2 separate regions of the Homo sapiens genome follow, and region 1 is linked to region 2. Evidence: read pairs that join two places in POLR2A ChIA-PET (ENCODE). Cell type or tissue: PC-9. All regions are shown on one strand. Links, peaks and the distances in the headings refer to the core of each region. The heading gives the core; the rest is flanking DNA.

Region 1 (5,215 bases), core at 579-4,578, 190 kb after region 2:
AGCAGGCTTACAGTAAATGGTTTTTTAATCGAAATAAACTCTTTAGGGTGCTGTAATTTCATTATTAAACTGGACGGGTTAGGGGGAAAGCATTTCAGAGATGTTTTAAGCTATGACTTAGTTCAAATAGAAAGTTTACAGTTATTTCAGTTGAAGGTTAGCTAAGAAAGAGAGAGTGGCAGAGGCAGAAAGAGGCAGACAGCCAGAGAGAGAGACATAGACTATGGGGATCAGTGGAAGAAAAAACCAACACATGTGACGCACTGTTACAGGCAATATTGAAGCTGGCTCCCTTATCTTCCTTACTTTTAGCTTTAAATTATAGTTAAAGCCAGGTGCAGTGGCTCACACTTGTAATCCTAGCACTTTGGGAGGCCAAGGCGGGTGGATCACTGGAGGTCAGGAGTTCGAAACCAGCCTGGCCAACATGGTGAAACCCCATCCCTAATAAAATTACCAAAAAAAGTTAGCTCATCATGGTGGTGGGAGCCTGTAGTTCCAGCTAGTCAGGAGACTGAGGCAGGAGAATCACTTGAACCCAGAAGGCAGAGGTTACAGTGAGCCGAGATCACACCACTGCACTCCAGCCTGGGAGACAGAGCAAGACTTCATCTCAAAAATAAAATAATAAATAAATAAATTATAGTTACATGTCAGCAGAGCCCATGTTGCTATGAATAAAGAAATGTCTTAAATTTAAAAATCTTACTGTTGATTCTCTCAATCCTTCTCCATAGTGTTTATTTGTTTATTTATAAGAACATCGAACCCTGCTAAGAAACATCTGTTCTGTTATGAAAGCAAAGTGGTTTTAGTCTCTTTCAAAGCAAATGATGGGTGATGGCACCATAAGGCAACTTCTTTTCTCAAGATAAATAAAAAATTAAGCCCTTGGAATGTGACTTTTCCCCTGAACCTCTATTTCAGTCCAGAGGAAAGCACTTAAAAACAGCAGCACTCTAAAATTCTTCATCTGCTATTTAAAAGTTGGGTGCGTGGAACATTTTTAAAAACATAGTTCATAAGGTCTTTGTTTTATTTTTGTTAAAAAGGATTTTCTTAATTCTTTTTCTTTTCCCCTCTCTGTGCTAACCTAGTTCTACCTACAAAGAAACACTATTTGCTGAATAGGAATGGACATTTTGTCTATTCTAAAAATTCATTAAAATGGATTTTAATTCATAAGCTGATAAGAAAATGAAAAATTAAAAAAAATTTAAAACTTTTAAATACTGTTATATACATTTATGCAAGAAGAAAATATAATCACTCATAAGCTCACTACGTAGAGAAAACCACTGTTTATATTTAATATGTTCCTTTTTCATCTTTGACCTATGTAACCTATTAACATATGGGGGTAGAGAAATAAGTCACGTCTGGAAGAGATAAAACCCATATGGCCTAATATGTAATATTGGCCAAGAAGAGTCATGATTTAAATAGCTGAAAGAGAAAATGATCTAATTTCCAGAAATTACCTTCTACTTAATAGCACAAACTAACTCTCCTTCTTCTAAAGATCTCCTTATGGCTTCTTCTATCCTGAACTGGCAAAAAGAAGTCTTGAAATATTTTATTCTGCTTCCCTGTGTCAAATTTTAGCCAATTATTATTTTTAAATAAAAAAAAATTAAAGTGATTATTTATTCAATATTTATTAAGAAATTTTTGTAGGACAGATATGCTACCTTCGATTCAGCAATCGGCTACAATATTTGTGAATGAGACATTTTCCAGAGTAGGAGGCAAAAAGGAAAACATTTATTTAGTTTCCACTATCTACCAGGATGCTCTCTGCTAGCATACCAACAACAAAACTAAGTAGTGAACTGTGGTTAAACAAGCAATAATGTCAATAATCTCATATTTTTTAGTTTTATGAAAACATTAGGGGTACTTATGTTCAAGTTCATACAAAGTCTGACTTTTACCGGAGGGGTGTGTTAATGTTACCTACTTGTCTGTTTTTTTTGCTATGTCTCTGTGAGTTAATATGGTTCCTTCTTCTGACTCTGCTTTAACCATATGCCCTGGTCTTCCAGTGAAGCTGGTGGTAACTCGAGCGTTGATGATTACTGCAGATATTCTAGCTGGGTTTGGATTTCTCACCCTGCTCCTTGGTCTTGACTGCGTGAAATTCCTCCCTGATGAGCCGTACATTAAAGTCCGCATCTGCTTTGTTGCTGGAGCCACGTTACTAATAGCAGGTACCGGTCTGGCTGGACTAGCAACAGGGGTAGGGAGACTCTGCTAAGGGCTTGAGGTGAAGGAGAGAGTTGTGCTGAAGCTGCTCATTTTCGGATTATATGTGGCTTCCCTTTCTAGATTGAAAAACTAAAGGTCACTTCTACCAGCCCTGCATACTTTAGCTTTGAAGTCAGCTAATTAGTCTTTTGTTAATATCTCAGAACAAAATATGAAGCTCTCAGGCCGGGTGTGGTGGCTTATGCCTATATTCCCAGCACTTTGGGAGGCCAAGGCAGGCAGATCACTTGAGGCCAGGAGTTTGAAACCAGCTGGCCATCATGGTGAAACCCTATCCCCACTAAAAATACAAATCCAGGCATGGTGGTGCACACCTGTAGTCCCAGCTACTCGGCGGGGCTGAGGCAGGAGAATCGCTCGAACCCAGGAGGCGGAGGTTGCAGTGAGCAGAGATCGCGCCACTGCACTCCAGCCTGGGCAACAGAGCAAGACTCCGTCTCACGGAAAAAAAAAAAAAAAAAAAGGAAATAAAGAAAAAAAAAAGCTCTAAAACTATGTTTTGGCCATTTAAAAAGTTACATAACTTCAATTTTTAAAATAATTTATCTTGTGATTATTACTGAAGTTAAAATCCTAAAGTAAGCCCCAAACTTCTACCTCCTTACCTATACCCACCACCACCAACTCCACCAATTCTTTTTAACAATAAACTAACAATTGTGCCAAGTCCTATGTTAAACTTGTCCCACGTACTAACCCATTTGTTCATAAATGTAACAATAAACAGATCATATTGTTATCCTCACTTAAGATGCAGATAAATAATTGAAGTTCTGAGGACTGGTCAAGCATATTTATTAGTCAAGCATGACTAATAAACAACATATCAAAAAGCACTTTAAGTAGTATTTATTAGTGAAACAGCAAAAATGATACTTTATTCAGGTCTGTCTTCAACTTCAAAGCTTAGTCCTCTTCTTTTGCAACATAATGTCTTCTTCTTGTCTGTTAGCAGGAAAAATCTTGTCTGCTAACAAAGCGAATATAAGTGGCAGCCTGACCAGGCAGTGTGGGGTAGTACATCGATATGGAGTTTGGAACTAGAAACACTTGTAGATATGTATGTGTGATATATTCACCCGTGTCTCTGTTTCCTGATCTGCAAAGAGGCATGAGGCTAAGGTAGTAACATGTAGCCTGAATTGCTATGGTGAAGATGCAATGTGGGCACAGCAAACTGTTAGCTGACTGCCTAACCCTTTGTATGCTCAGAACTTGGGCCTCCCTGACTTTTGACACAGAAATGTTAAGTCAACGTCCTAATAATCCTCAGATTGTATTATAAAGTTACAAAAATTTAGAATTCTTCCCTTCTGTAAGTCATTTATTTAATTATCCCACCTACTGACAGCATAGAACTTTTTAATATACAATGTAATTCATTTAACAGATTTAAACATTATTTAATCTAATTATTTACGGCTATATAATTTTGTTCGAGAATATTTTTGAGCTATCATCAGTAAATAACCCATCTTATGTAAAACAACAAAACAAATAGCATTTAAAAAATAAGTCACTGAAGAAAATCCTGATAGGAATGACTGAAGAAATAACTAAATTGAAAGACAAAGCATGTCCTAAGCTTTGGAAACTTTAGAATTAGTGTGCTATAAAATTTATTTTTAAAGTCTATAATCTGTTTTGAAGGTTTAGAAAGGGAATTTCTAACTGAAAACTGCAGATAATGGCATTATAGCAATGCTATTGCAATATATACTGCGTTTTCTAAAGGTTATGTGTTTATTATCTGGCTTTTTTTTTTTTTTTTTTTTGAGATGGAGTCTCGCTCTGTCGCCCAGGCTGGAGTGCAGTGGCGTGATCTCGGCTCACTGCAAGCTCCACCTCCTGGGTTCACGCCATTCTCCTGCCTCAGCCTCCCAAGTAGCTGGGACTACAGGCGCCCACCACCACGCCTGGCTACTTTTTGTATTTTTAGTAGAGAAGGGGTTTCACCATGTTGGCCAGGATGGTCTCAATCTCTTGACCTCGTGATCCGCCCGCCTCGGCCCCCCAAAGCGCTGGGATTACAGGTGTGAGCCAATGTGCCCGGCCTATCTGCTCCTTCTTAAAGTTCTTACATTAAACAATTAGGAGAAGAATACAGTTAAATAGTGATTTAAATAGATATCACAGACTATCTAGGGAAAAAAATGTAAAATTTTTTGGAGACTACATATTTTATTTTATTTTTTTAGATTTGGGAAAGACAAATATTTCTCTCATTAGACAGTAAAACAACTCTGGAAAGTAATCTGAAGAGATTGTTTGTGAACACATGCATCTAACTTAGCACAGAGTAGCAGAACTTTGAAATGAAGGAAAAGTAGGATCCAGTTATTTGGGTGTTGGTGGGCAAGATCTTAACACTAACGTTGATACAGCTTCAGGATATCAGTAAGCATACATTTACAAGTAAATAACTGAAAATCCAACTCAAGCAGACTTAGACAACATATAGATTACTGATTTCTTGTAATTGCCTTCTGCTAGGCATTGAGCATGTGGAGAGTACATATTTTAAAAACACTCTTTTAATTCAGTGTTTTGTCCTCCAACTCACCACATTTCTTATTGCATCTAGGCTTCAACATGCAATTTATACCTTTAAAATAACAGGACACTAGTGGCGTCATTTCAAACCAGTTAATTGTCAGAGAGGCTAAGCTGTGGAGATGTATTTAAAGGGAATAACATTTCTTGGTCCATTCTTATATGGTGTGAGGGTAGTAGATAAAGATTTATTTGAAAATAAAAACATTTTTTACTTCAATTATTTGTGTTTGACCTCAAGACACTGAAATCAGTGACTTTAAAAACAGTTTTCACATGGGTGCTGATTACGTAGCTGGCATAGCTTCAAAAGGGGGTACAGGGAGCATTAAATACAATGATATTTACTCACAATTTAAAAATCATTACAGAATGAACATATGCTCTATGTTGT
Region 2 (12,598 bases), core at 4,286-8,285:
GAACAAACTAATACAAAGTGTTAAGGAGAAAATGCAGAATAATTTTTATAACCATATGGTTGGAGAGCCTAAGCAAAACACAGCCCTAAAGCCATAAAGAAAAGGTTTAACACACTTAACTACGTACAAATTTTCAATTCTCTGTGATGAAAGACACCACAAACAAAGTTAACAACAAATGACAGACTGGAAATGACATTCAGAATATAAAAGTGGTTCGACACATCAATAAGAAAACAAATCAATAGAAGACAGGCAAATTATTTTGACTGTGATTCACTGAAGAAGTACAAATGGCCCAAAAACTGATAAAAGATGTTCAACCTTAATACTGATAAGAAATGCAGATTAAAATTAAAATAAGATATTTATTTGTTTTTAAAGTTTGTAATATTAGGAGTGTATGATACTATAGGAAAATAGGCACCCTCAAATACTCTTGTACAGTAATGAATTGGTGAAGCATTTTTGGAAGGCAGTTCAACAGAAACTATAAAATTTTAAAATCCACTTATTTTTGACATAGCAATTCTACTTCTGGAATCAATCTTAAGGAAATATTCACATATGTGCACAAAGATGTATGCTCCTTGCTTGCATTATATTTAATAATAGTGAAAAAATGGAAAATACACTTAAGTAAAATAACTTTCTTTACTTGCTTTCCAAAACAATATTTTCCTGACTTTCTTCAATGGCCACTCATACTGAGTCTCTTTTCTTGGTTCCTGTTCATCTCCCCCACCTCCTGTTACAGTTCCCCAAGGCTCAGTTCTCATATCTTTGTCTATACTTATTCCTTGGTGACATCATTTGGTCTTTTGGTTCTATGATTCAGCGTTCTCTATTCACCACTTGACTCACTCTATGCTGATGACACCCCAGTTGATATTTCTTTCTCAGACTCTTCCTCTAACATACAAACTCATACATCTACCTACCTGCTTGATATCTTCTTTTCTATACCTAATATTTATCTCAAACTTTACTTGAAAAGCAAACTTTTGATCCTCTCTTCCAAATCTGTTCTTACCTTAATCTTCTAGATTTCAGTCAATAGAAACTTCATCATTCCAGTGGACCAGGCCAAAATTCTAGATGTCATATTTGAAATTTCTTTCTCTCATGTCCTCCATCCAATTTGTCGGCAATTTGTACAGCCCAATTATTGGCTGTGCTTTCAAGATATATGAAGAATCCAATCATCTCTCACCTCCATTCTTACTACTGTGGTCTGAACCACCATCATCACTTACCTGAATGACTGAAACAGCCTCCTAACTGGTTTCCTGATTTCCACCCTTATCCCTCTGTGGTTTGATTTTAGTAGAGCAGGCATGGTCACCTGCACTCTTTCAAATCTTCAGAGCCTCGAGGCATAGTCTGGACATAAGGCCCATGTTCTTCCTCTTTCCTCAGCCTGTATTTTGTCACTCATTACCTCACTTATATTAAGCTTTTACTCAAGTATCACCTTCATATTGAGACTTCCTTGACTACTCAGATTCATCACCATCTGATATCGTATATATTTTTTCTTTTTCTTTTCTTTCTTTCTTTCCTTTTTTTTTTTTTTTTTTTTTTTTGACAGAATCTCACTCTGTTGCCAGGCTGGAGTGCAGTGGCATGATCTCGGCTCACTGCAGCCTCCGCCTCCCTAGTTCAAGGGATTATCCTGCCTTGGCCTCCCGAGTAGCTGGGACTTCAGGCACACACCACCATGCCCAGCTAATTTTTATATTTTTAGTAGAGACGGGGTTTCACCATGTTGGCCAGGATGGTCTGGATCTGACCTCGTGATCCACCCACCTCAGCCTCCCAAAGTGCTGGGATTACAGACGTGAGCCACCGCACCCGGCCTGTGCATTTGTTTTCTGTCTCCTCAAACTGAATATTCTTTTGGCCAGGTTTTTTTTGTTTGCTTGATTGGCTGGTTTTTTTTTACTATTGTTTATTAATGTACCTCCCATTCTTAAAACAGTTGTTTGGAACACATTAGGTGCTCAGTAATTATCTGCTGAATGAGATAATAATACAAGTTTGTCACTAGGAGAGTATCATAACACAATGATCTTTAAAATTTTGTTCACATATTCCTTGTAAGACTTTTGTGAAAGTATGACATTTACTTTATTTTAATTTCAATGCTATATTGTAGAATGTATGACTTCCGATGTTTTTAATATTTACACATTCTTTAAATATATTTTCATCAAAACCTAGGTGCTGTACATTTACTTACTCAATTTATGGAAATGCCATATAATCTAAACAGCAAAGACAGTTCTAACTTTGCATCAGACAAATTTGACTTCATTTTCAATTCAAATAAATATGGGTTTCAGTGGCAACCATCTCACATCTAAATTCCAAATCTAAGCTATTTCTATTGCCTGAGTGAAATAAATGTCACCTCCGACTATGTTAAAACTGTATGTGCCTTGCTCTTTTTGGCCCTTTCCCCCAGGAGCTATGCATTCTCCACTGTCCCTTGATTTGCACTTTGAAATCTTTTACACCTCAAGCAATTGCCTCATAGGTCATATTAAGGATTGGTGAGAGGTGTGCTTTTCATCTGCAATGGTGACTGACTGATTGTAAAAGCGGACGGAGAAAAGGGGAGCAGTCAGACCACAAGAGCATTCTCAAACAAATCAATTGTAAGGAGAAGTAAATTTGAAAGTTGAAGATCTGGAAACTAATTCCTTGACAAATTTTCATTCCCATATAATCCTTGAAAGTCTAGGAGCAGCTCTGGATACTCAGGTACTCGCAACCCATTCTAAAAATAAACTGGAATTCTATGCAACAAGAATAAATAAAGGGTATATCTGTATGCAATTACAAGAACATTGGTAAGAAACAATTTTAATTGACAAAAGCAAGTGGCATAATAATGCTTCCCATTTATCTTTGAAATATGTTTTTAATCTACATGCACCCATATGTCAGTTCATAGAAGGGAAGTCAAGCAGACATAAAAAGCATTGATAGTGGGTATCTCCAAGAATGGGTTGGGGGACATGGAAGGAGAGATTCACAATTTTCCCAGTTACCTTTTTATATTTTAAGTTATTTTTTAAAATGACATATATTAGTTAAGAAAAATTAAGATTAAGTAAAAATCAACTAAGAAAAAAATTGAGCAGATTCTGATATTGTAGCGTTGATAACAACTTTTAAAATATTTTCTTAGAGCAGTATATAAACATTACCAACAGCTTTACAAAAGTGAAAATCAGTTGCAAGAAACTCTTACTTCCCTCTTTCCTTTTTACATTGGGTATTTTTCTTTTACTTTTGTTTGATAGTTATTTTATCATGTGCTCTATTACAGTTCTCTGTGCCTGTATTTGTCTCCCTCACTAGATAGCATGCTCCTTAAAGGAATGTATCTTTTCCAACTTTGCAATCCCCATACTTCACACAATGCCTGGGGTACAGTTGGATTACAATGAATTTTTGATGGAATTAATGAGTGGATAAATTAATGGAAGCGAATGGCTTGTCCCTGTTTTCTTCTTTGTCTCCTTGATTTAACAGATGAATTTTGTTTTATCTTGCTGCATAATGTTCTATTCTACAGTTATTGGATAGTACATTCTAGACATTTTAATACATTTACAGACATTATCTCACTTTTCTTCTCTATTTTGTGGTGAAGAGCCATGAGTAAAAAATAGACTCAGCTTACACATGGGGAAGTAGAAGTCCACACAGACAAAAAACCTATTTCTAAATTCACAGTCATAGATACCATAACCATGAGATCATAATTATTTACCTAGCAGCATGAAGATCCATAGATAACTTTAATAGTTAGCCAATGGCTCTTCTAATAGTGCTTCTAATATGCTATTTGAAGTTTAAAAAATGTTTAAGGCCAGGCGTGGTGGCTCACGCCTGTAATCCCAGCACTTTGGGAGGCCAAGGCAGGTGGATCACGAGGTCAGGAGTTCCAGACCAGCCTGGCCAGCATGGTGAAACCCCGTGTCTACTAAAAATACAAAAAATTAGCTGGGCGTGGTGGTGCATGCCTGTAGTCCCAGCTACTTGGGAGGCTGAGGCAGGAGAATTGCTTGAACCCAGCAGGCGGAGGTTGCAGTGAGCTAAGATCACGCCACGGCACTCCAGCCTGGGTGACAGAGTGAGACTCCATCTCAGAAAAAAAAAAAAAAAGGAAAAGGATGTTTAAAAACAAAGACTGAGATTGGGTGTTTCTTCTTTAATAGCTTAAATATTATTTATTAAATTATTCTTTAGAAGGTATTTAAACAAGCCTTTAGCTAGTTCTTAAAATATTTTAATAACATATCAGACAGAGAGAGAGAGTCATCTCAACAGATATATTTGTCAAAGAGAAAAGCAGAATTGTAATTTTTGTGATATGGGAATATGTTTATGTATATATATTTATCAAAGTGAAAGCAAAGTGGAAATTTACAAAAGCAGAAAATTTTTCTTTGAGTTCTGTAGTGATTTTGATGTTGAACATCATTAATAGCAGCAGTTAATACAATATCAATGAAGCAAGAAAACAAAGCCAAGCAGGAAAATGATAGATTTCCCCACCATTCCCCATGCTCCTTCAGAGATATGGAACTTTTGCTGAAGAGAAGCAATACAGTCATTTCTGAACTATAAATATTACAAAGCATTGTGTGGTGGCCAGGGTCAGGACAAACTCTTAGGTCTCTAGTTAGGGCTGTATTTGCCACACTTATTTCAGTCTTATGTACGCAGAAATATCATATTTTCAAAGACAGAATTTACTAGAAAGTAGACTATCATATTCCCAGTAACATATAGAGACCCTAGACCAACAAGCGTGGTTGGTCCATTTCAATAACAGTTTTAAATTTTTCCTTTTTTGAAGACTTCATTACTCAACTGAAATATAATAATTAACTCCAAGTTTTCCAGAAATATTTTTCTGCTACACAAAGACAAATGAGCCAGAAGCCAGAAAATATTAAAAATAAGCTTCAGATTAATTTAAAAGAACATGATTTTTCTAGTAATCAATTGGAGAGAAGAATGAATCTAGGTAAATGCACTCACATAATACACATTTTAATGCTAGACCTAGGAATTCTCATTTCAAAAAAAGAATGAGAAAGCAGAAAATAAAATAAAACAAAGAAAATCAAAATAGGAACAATAAGAAACACTTCATAGGAACTAGAAAAATGTTATTCAACATAAAGTAGGCAAACAGCTACTGAGGTGCTCATATATCTCTTTGGAGATCAGTGATGTAATATGGCTTATCAGTGCAATGGAAGATATGGTAATATAATCCCCTCAAATTTTGCTAAAAGGATATGGTAAATATAATCTTATTTCTGATAAAACCTTTTAGGAAGCTAAAAATATAAGAGTTGTTATTTTGTTTTAAGAATGCAGATAGAGAATATAATAAAATATCTCCCCATCAACACTAAACTCATTAAAATAATATAATTTGAATAAAATGAAAAAATTCTTAACCACACTCAAAAACATATAAGAAAGCTCTTCATAAAGAAGAATTGGAGAGGCATTTCTAAAATAGTAAAGCAAAGGAAACACCACAGCAAAGGCTGCTTCTTTACTATCATGAATCTGAAACTGGAGCTGCATTGTTTAGAAACAAATTCTGAGGCTTCCTTGCCCAGTAGACAAGTCTAAAGCTAAGCTACCTTCAAGGCTAATGTTGGTGCTATTATGACATCTCACTACAGGAAATTCCCATCATAAGGTGTGAAAATAAGACTTCCTCTGCAAAAAACTAAGAAACAGAAATAATTAGGTAATACCAAATCTTTCCAGAGGCACAATAAACTCAAACATTAAGAGAACTTACGGCCAAGAAAGTTGGGATAATAATACAAGGTAAAAATATGAAATATTGAAATATTTCATAATCTTGAAGAGTCAAAGGAAGTGACTTCTTCCAATAAGCAAGAACCATACATTATGAAAAAGATAAAAAGCAGTTATGACAAACTAAGAATTCCAAAAAATGTTTTAATGTACTTTTATTTCAAAAAGTTAAATAGGACTAAAAATGTGCTAGAAAACTGAGCTGAGAAATTTCCCTGAAAGAATCCAAAAAAATATGAAAAATATTAAGAAAAAACTAAAAGACAGTAAGTCTAGACTACTAAGATTCAGCTAAAAGAAGTCCCAGAAAAAAAAAAAATGGAGAGACTAAAGGGGAAAGATATTTAGAGAAATGCATGGTCAAGAATTTTCCAAAAGTAAAGAAATATGATTTTATGCCAACAGTGAATAATCTGAAAAAGAAATTTAAAAAGTAATCCTATTTACAGTAGCCAAACATAAAATTAAATACCTAGGAATTAACCAAATAAGTGAAAGATCTCTATAGTGAAAACTATAAAACTGTGATGGAAAAATGGAAGAGGACACCAAAAAATGGAAATATATTCCATGTTCATGGATTAGAAAAAATAAAATTGTTAAAATGTCCATATTATCTAAAGCAATCTACAGACTCAGTGCAATCTCTATAAAAATACCAATGGCATTCTTCACAGAATAGAAAAAAACTATTGTAAAATTTATATGGAACCACAAAAAAACCAGAATAGCCACAGCTATCCTAAGCAAAATGAACATAACTGGAGGAATTACATTACCTGACTTCAAATTATACTACAGAGGTATGGTAACTGAAACAGCATGGTACTGGCATAAAAACAGGCACATAAACCAATGGAACAGAGAACCCAGAAACAAATTTATACACCTACAGTGAACTTATTTTCAACAAAGCTACCAAAAACAAAACATACATGGGGAAAAGACAGTCAGAGAAAACTAGATATCCATATGCAGGATCATGAAACTAGATCCCTATCTTTTGCCATATACCAAAAAAAAAAATCAAAATGGATTAAAGACTTAAATCTAAGACCTCAAACTATAAAACTACCATAAGAAAACATTGAGGAAAGCATCCAGGACATTGGTCTGGGCAAAAATTTTTTGAGCAATACCCTGCAAGCATGGGCGACCAAAGTAAAAATGGAGAAATGGGATCACATCAAGTTAAAAGGCTTCTGCATAGCAAAATAAACAATCAACAAAGCGAAGAGACAACTCATAGAATGGGAGAAAATATTTGCAAACTACCCATCTGACAACGGATTAATAACCAGAATATATAAGGTGCTCAAATAATTCTAGAAGAAAAAAACTAATAATCTGATCAAAAAATGGGCTAAAGATTTCAATAGACATTTCTCAAAAGAAGATAAACAAATGGCAAATGGGCATATGAAAAGGTGCTCAACATCATTGATCATCAGATAAATGCAAATCAAAACTACAATGAGATATAATCTCACCCCAGTTAAAATGGCTTATATCCAAAAGGCAATAACAAATGCTGGCAAGGACGTGGAGAAAATGCAATGTAAATTAGTACAACCACTCTGAAGAACAGTTTAGAAGTTCCTCAAAAAACTAAAAATAGAACTACCATATGATTCAGCAATCCCATTGCTGGATATATACCCAAACGAAAGGTAATCAGTATATTGAAGAGATATCTGCATTCCCATGTTTGTTGCAGCACTATTCACAGTAGCCAAGACTTGGAAAAACCTAAGTGTCCATCAACAGATGAATGGATATAGAAAATGTAGTACCCATGCACGATGAAGTACTATTCAGCCATGAAAAAAGAATTAGATCCTGTAATTTGCAACAACATGGATGGAACTGGAGATAATTTTGTTAAGGGAAATAAGCCAGGCACAAAGAAAGACACATGTCTCATGTTTTCACTTACTTGTGGGATGTAAAACTAAAACAATTGAATTTATGGACATAGAGAGTAGAAGGATGGTTACCAGAGGTTGAGAAGGGTAGTGGGGGTTGGTGAGAGGTTCAGGGGGAGATGGGGAGGGTTAATGGGTGCAAAAAAATTAGAAAGTATGAAAATGGCCTACTATTTGATAGCACACCAGGGTGACTATAGTCAATAATAACTTAATTATATATTAAAAAATAACTGAGAGAGTATAATTGAATTGTTTGTAATGTAAAGGATAAATGCTTGAGGGGATGGATACCCCATTATCCATGATGTGATTATTATGCATTGTATGCCTGTGTCAGAACATCTCCTGTACCCCATAAATATACTCACCTAGTATGTATGCACAAAAATAAAAAATAAAAAAAATTTTGAAAGCTTCAAAATAAAGTTAACAAAATTATTTATTTATGAGACAGAGCCTTGCCCTGTCACCCAGTCTGGAGTGCAGTGGCGTGATCTCAGCTCACTGCAACTTCTGCCTCCCTGGTTCAAGCGATTCTCCTGCCTCAGCCTCTCAAGTAGCTGGGATTATAGGTGCCCGCCACTAGGTCCAGCTAATTTTTGTATTTTTAGCAGAGACAGGTTTTCACCATGATGGCCAGACTGGTCTCTAACTCCTGACCTTAGGTGATCCGCCCACCTTGGCCTCCCAAAGTGCTCGTATTACAGGCATGAGCCACCCCGCCTGGCCAAGTGAACAAAATTTTAAAAAGATGATGGCTAAAATTAAAGAACTTGTTAATTGCCAAGCAAGATCAATAAAAAGCACAAGAACAAATATTCATAACTAGAAATCACAAAATGAAACCTGAGGAAATAATGAAAATTAATTAACTTCTAAGGAGAAATTTTACACAGAAGAGGAAAATAAATCATAAAGGAATGAGAACTAGAATAACATCAGTAATACTGTATTCAAAAAGACAAAGTAGCAATATCTTCATACAATTGAAATAAAATAACTGAACATAGAATTCTATACCCAGCTGACCTATTTTAGCTGGGTCAGCAATTTTACATATACAATGGTTATAAAGTTGATGATCCTCAGATCCTGTCTGAAAGAGCAAGAAACTAACATAGTCTGCCAAGAAAAAGAAAGTTAATAGTAAATATTAAGATGCATTAAGGCTGAGCAGTCAAGGAAATAAGTAAACAAGATTAGTAAATCTAAATATGATTTGTATAAGAAATGGTTTTAAGTGACAAGGGTGTAACTACACCTTTAGATAATATCATCATGGGGTTTAGATACAGGTAGAGATAAATAAGAATCTGTCATAATAGTTTTAAGTGTGTTTGTCAAATATTTAGATAGTCCCTAGAAGAATGAAAACAGAATATGAATCTTTCAAAAATTAAAATAAAAAAGGAGCACTGTATCACTCTGACAGAAAGCTAAAAAGGAAAATATAAGAAAGGAAAGAAAATATGGCAATTCATAGGTGTTTTTCCCATATCCAATTTTAAATTTTAAGATAATCAAATATATCAATCCTTTATGTGTTTTGGTTTTGTGCCTGTCTGGGAAGATTTTTATTTTTTTCTACTGGGGAACTATGATAAATGTCTCTACAATTTCTTGTCAAAATTTAGTTTTTTTTACTATTACTATGCGGGTATTAGTTCCATCTGGAATTTGTTTTGGAATACTAAATTAAGTAGAAATCTGTTTTTTCACTATAAAATCATTTTTTGAATAGTCCACACTTCTCCCACTGGTTTAAAATGCCAACGCACAAGCCTCTTTTTCTGATTTTGTTGTTGTGTTTTATTGATCTACTTGTTTTTTTCTTGTAAAAGTATTATACTGTTTTAGTTACTATAATTTTAAAGTATATCTTAAATATTGTATTCACTCACTTTAAAAAAATGCTGCTGTTTTTATTTGAATGGAATAAAGGAGAGTCCACTAAACATGAAAGTAATAAATTAAATTAGCAATTAAAATGCCTCTAAATTTGGATAAACAATTAAATGCTAATAACAAAACATAAATAATATTAAAAAGAAAAGAATAGTCTAAAAATGGGTATTTGCAATGCATTAAATCTTTAGTAATGATAGTTACTATCATTGTTATGATAATGACAGATGATAGTTACTATCATTGTTATGATAATGACAGATGATAGGTTAATATAAACAGTCTTCAATAGCTCTTATATATCTCTATAAAAAAGCTCTTATATATCTCTAAGCTCTTATATTGTCTTATATATTTCTAAGCTCTTATATAGCTCTAAGAAATATACTAACTCTCCAACTGAATAATAAGCCAAAATGTGCAAAAAGTATAAAATATTAATTAAACATACGAAGTAATATTTAAATCTCCCTAATAATCAAAGAAGTTTAATAAAAGTAACGAAATACATTTACCTAAGAACTTGTAGACAATTTAAACTACTAAAGCAAATTATCCTATAGGTATGACCCGTATTGTAAACAATGAGGTTTATTTATTCTCAATTATAAGATTTAAGGTGAAAGAGAAACCACAGTATTTCAGTTATAAAACTTTAAATGAGAAAATATCTTGATAGAGTAAAGATAAAATGAAATATTGGTATAATACAGCTTCATGTTCTCAATAAAATTATAAATTTTAACTACACTTAGCTATATAGTAAAATTATCAAGATATCATTAAATTTTTAAAAGCAAGATTTAAATTGAAAGTTAGTTTATCCCAATTTTGTTTTTAAAATACAATAATGACGGTAAGTCTAACAAGTTGAAATAAATGAGGAAAAATTCATTACTTTATGCTCCTCTATATGTGAATCTCTGTCTCTCATACACACACACACACACACACACACACACACACACTATCCCATATCTCATTCTATTTTATATATTTATTTCCTCTAACTGCCATAGAGAAAGCTTCAATAAAAACCAGTCACTCTGAAGTCCTCACTTATCTATTAGTTCCCATCCCCTGCTAGTTGAGAATTGTCTCAGTACTGCACATGCATGTTAGATGAACTTCTGCCAGTATCAAAAAAGCCCTAATACACAAGGCAAAAAAAAAAAAAAAAAATGCTGCCAGTATCAAAGAGGCCCTAATACAGGAAAAAAAAAAAAAAAAAGCTTGTATCAGTTTGAAGTGAGACACTATCAAGGTACAAGAGAGTTGAATCCCATCCAGAATGATGCACTGGACTCATAACTAAAATCAGAGGTCAGGCCAAGAGAATGTGAAGCATATTGCAAGAGTGCCTGAAATAAAGCACTCCTTTCACAACTAGACATGTTGATATTCTACATTAAAACGAATGTGTCGTCAAGTCCTCCAGGTGGTAACCAAGCTTGATTGCTGGTGAAAGATTTAATACACAAGTGTTAGTGGAACCAGCTACAATCACTGCTTCAACAATTGGTCCCAAGTATGGAGTAAGTATTCATCATCTTCCCTCTCCACTGCCTATTCTAGATGACCCTCAAACTAAGCTGCTACTTCAGAAGGCCTAGTTGTAATGTTTGGTAAATAAATTCAGATCTCTTTATACCTGAGGGATTTAAGATCCTAGTTGTCTTGCCCTTGAAAAGCCACGGTTGCTGCATTTGCCCTTTCTTGATTATCCCAGGCTTAGAGTAACTAACAAAACAGTGTGATGAATCCCTTGGGAACGAAATATATATTCCTCACTTTTCACAGCAATCATAGCTCTTCATGAAAATCAGGGTATCTTCCATACCATTTTAACTTTCCTGCTAGCCTACTAGCATGAGAAGCCTAAAGTGACCAGATGTGTTATGGTTTGAATGCTTTTGTTCTCTCCAAAATTCATGTAGAAACCTAATCATCTCCAAAATTTTGACGTTGTCAATACAATAGTATTAAGAGGTGTACACACGTACCCTAGAACCGAAAGTATAATAAAAAAAATATATATATATATAAAAAGAGGTGAGGCCTTTAAGAGGTAATTAAGCCTTGAGAACTTCTTCCTCATTAATTAGATTAAGGGCCTTTTAAAAGAGGCTTCACACAGCATTTCACTATCTGACTTGTTTGCCCCTCTGCCTTCTGCCATGTGAAAACGCAAAAGACCAAGTGCTGGCACCTTGATCTTGGATTTTTCCAGCCTCCAGAACTGTGAGAAAATAAAGTTTTATTCTTTACAAATTATATAGTCTCAGATATTCTGTTCTAGGAACACAGATGGACTAAGACAAGGTGGTAATCATACTTTCAGATTTAATAGAATTCTTATTGGTGAAATATTTTTTTCCACATGGAACCAGGACCTTCTTTAATCTATCAAAGCCAGAAGTTACAGTTATTGGGAAACATAAATTCCGCAGTTGGGTCACTATGAGTCATGAGATGTGAGTTAGGCCAAGCTAATTCTACTTCCTGTTTTATTACCTGGAATTGTGCATTTTAAGTATTGAGGATATAGCACCATATATTAAACTTTGGCTCAGAGCATAGATATAACATCCTGGGGAAAAAATGCCCCAACCTGTCAGGACGTTATTTCAGAGCTAGTACCCTAGCTGAACATTTAATAGGCCATTCCTTCGTCCTGCTAAGCCAGCTGCTTCCCAGTGATGCAATGTGGGGTATAATCAATGGATACCTTGGCTTTGTGTCTACTGTTGCTATTCTGTTACCATAAAATTTGATCTGACATCATGTTTTTTTATTATAAGTATTTTGTGAGGTCTTTTTTTGTATTTTAGATTCAGTGGGAACATATGCAGGTTTGTTACATGGTTGTGAGTTCTTATTGTTTCTGGAAGGTGCTCTAT

What was found. ChIA-PET counts read pairs that join two places held together with the same protein. Peaks named below come from ENCODE experiments on the same cell type or tissue, not always from the same donor. Only the 100,000 strongest peaks of a DNase experiment are listed, where the experiment ranks them.
Region 1: POLR2A ChIA-PET joins it to region 2 with 5 read pairs; 2 of 35 experiments call an interaction of 5 or more read pairs at or near these places.

The regions. Positions count from the first base shown.
Region 1 is chr3:190,402,717-190,407,931 of GRCh38, forward strand. It overlaps CLDN16 (claudin 16), which reads left to right. Exons shown (of 5, transcript NM_006580.4): 3 at 2,046-2,210. Among named protein-coding and RNA genes, the nearest start is that of CLDN16, 17 kb to the left of the region's middle. In PC-9, for the core only: no CTCF peak of the experiment used is centred there; a DNase peak (open chromatin) is centred at 2,175; H3K27ac peaks cover 647 bases.
Region 2 is chr3:190,205,107-190,217,704 of GRCh38, forward strand. No RefSeq gene overlaps it. Among named protein-coding and RNA genes, the nearest start is that of P3H2-AS1, 90 kb to the left of the region's middle. In PC-9, for the core only: no CTCF peak of the experiment used is centred there; no DNase peak of the experiment used is centred there.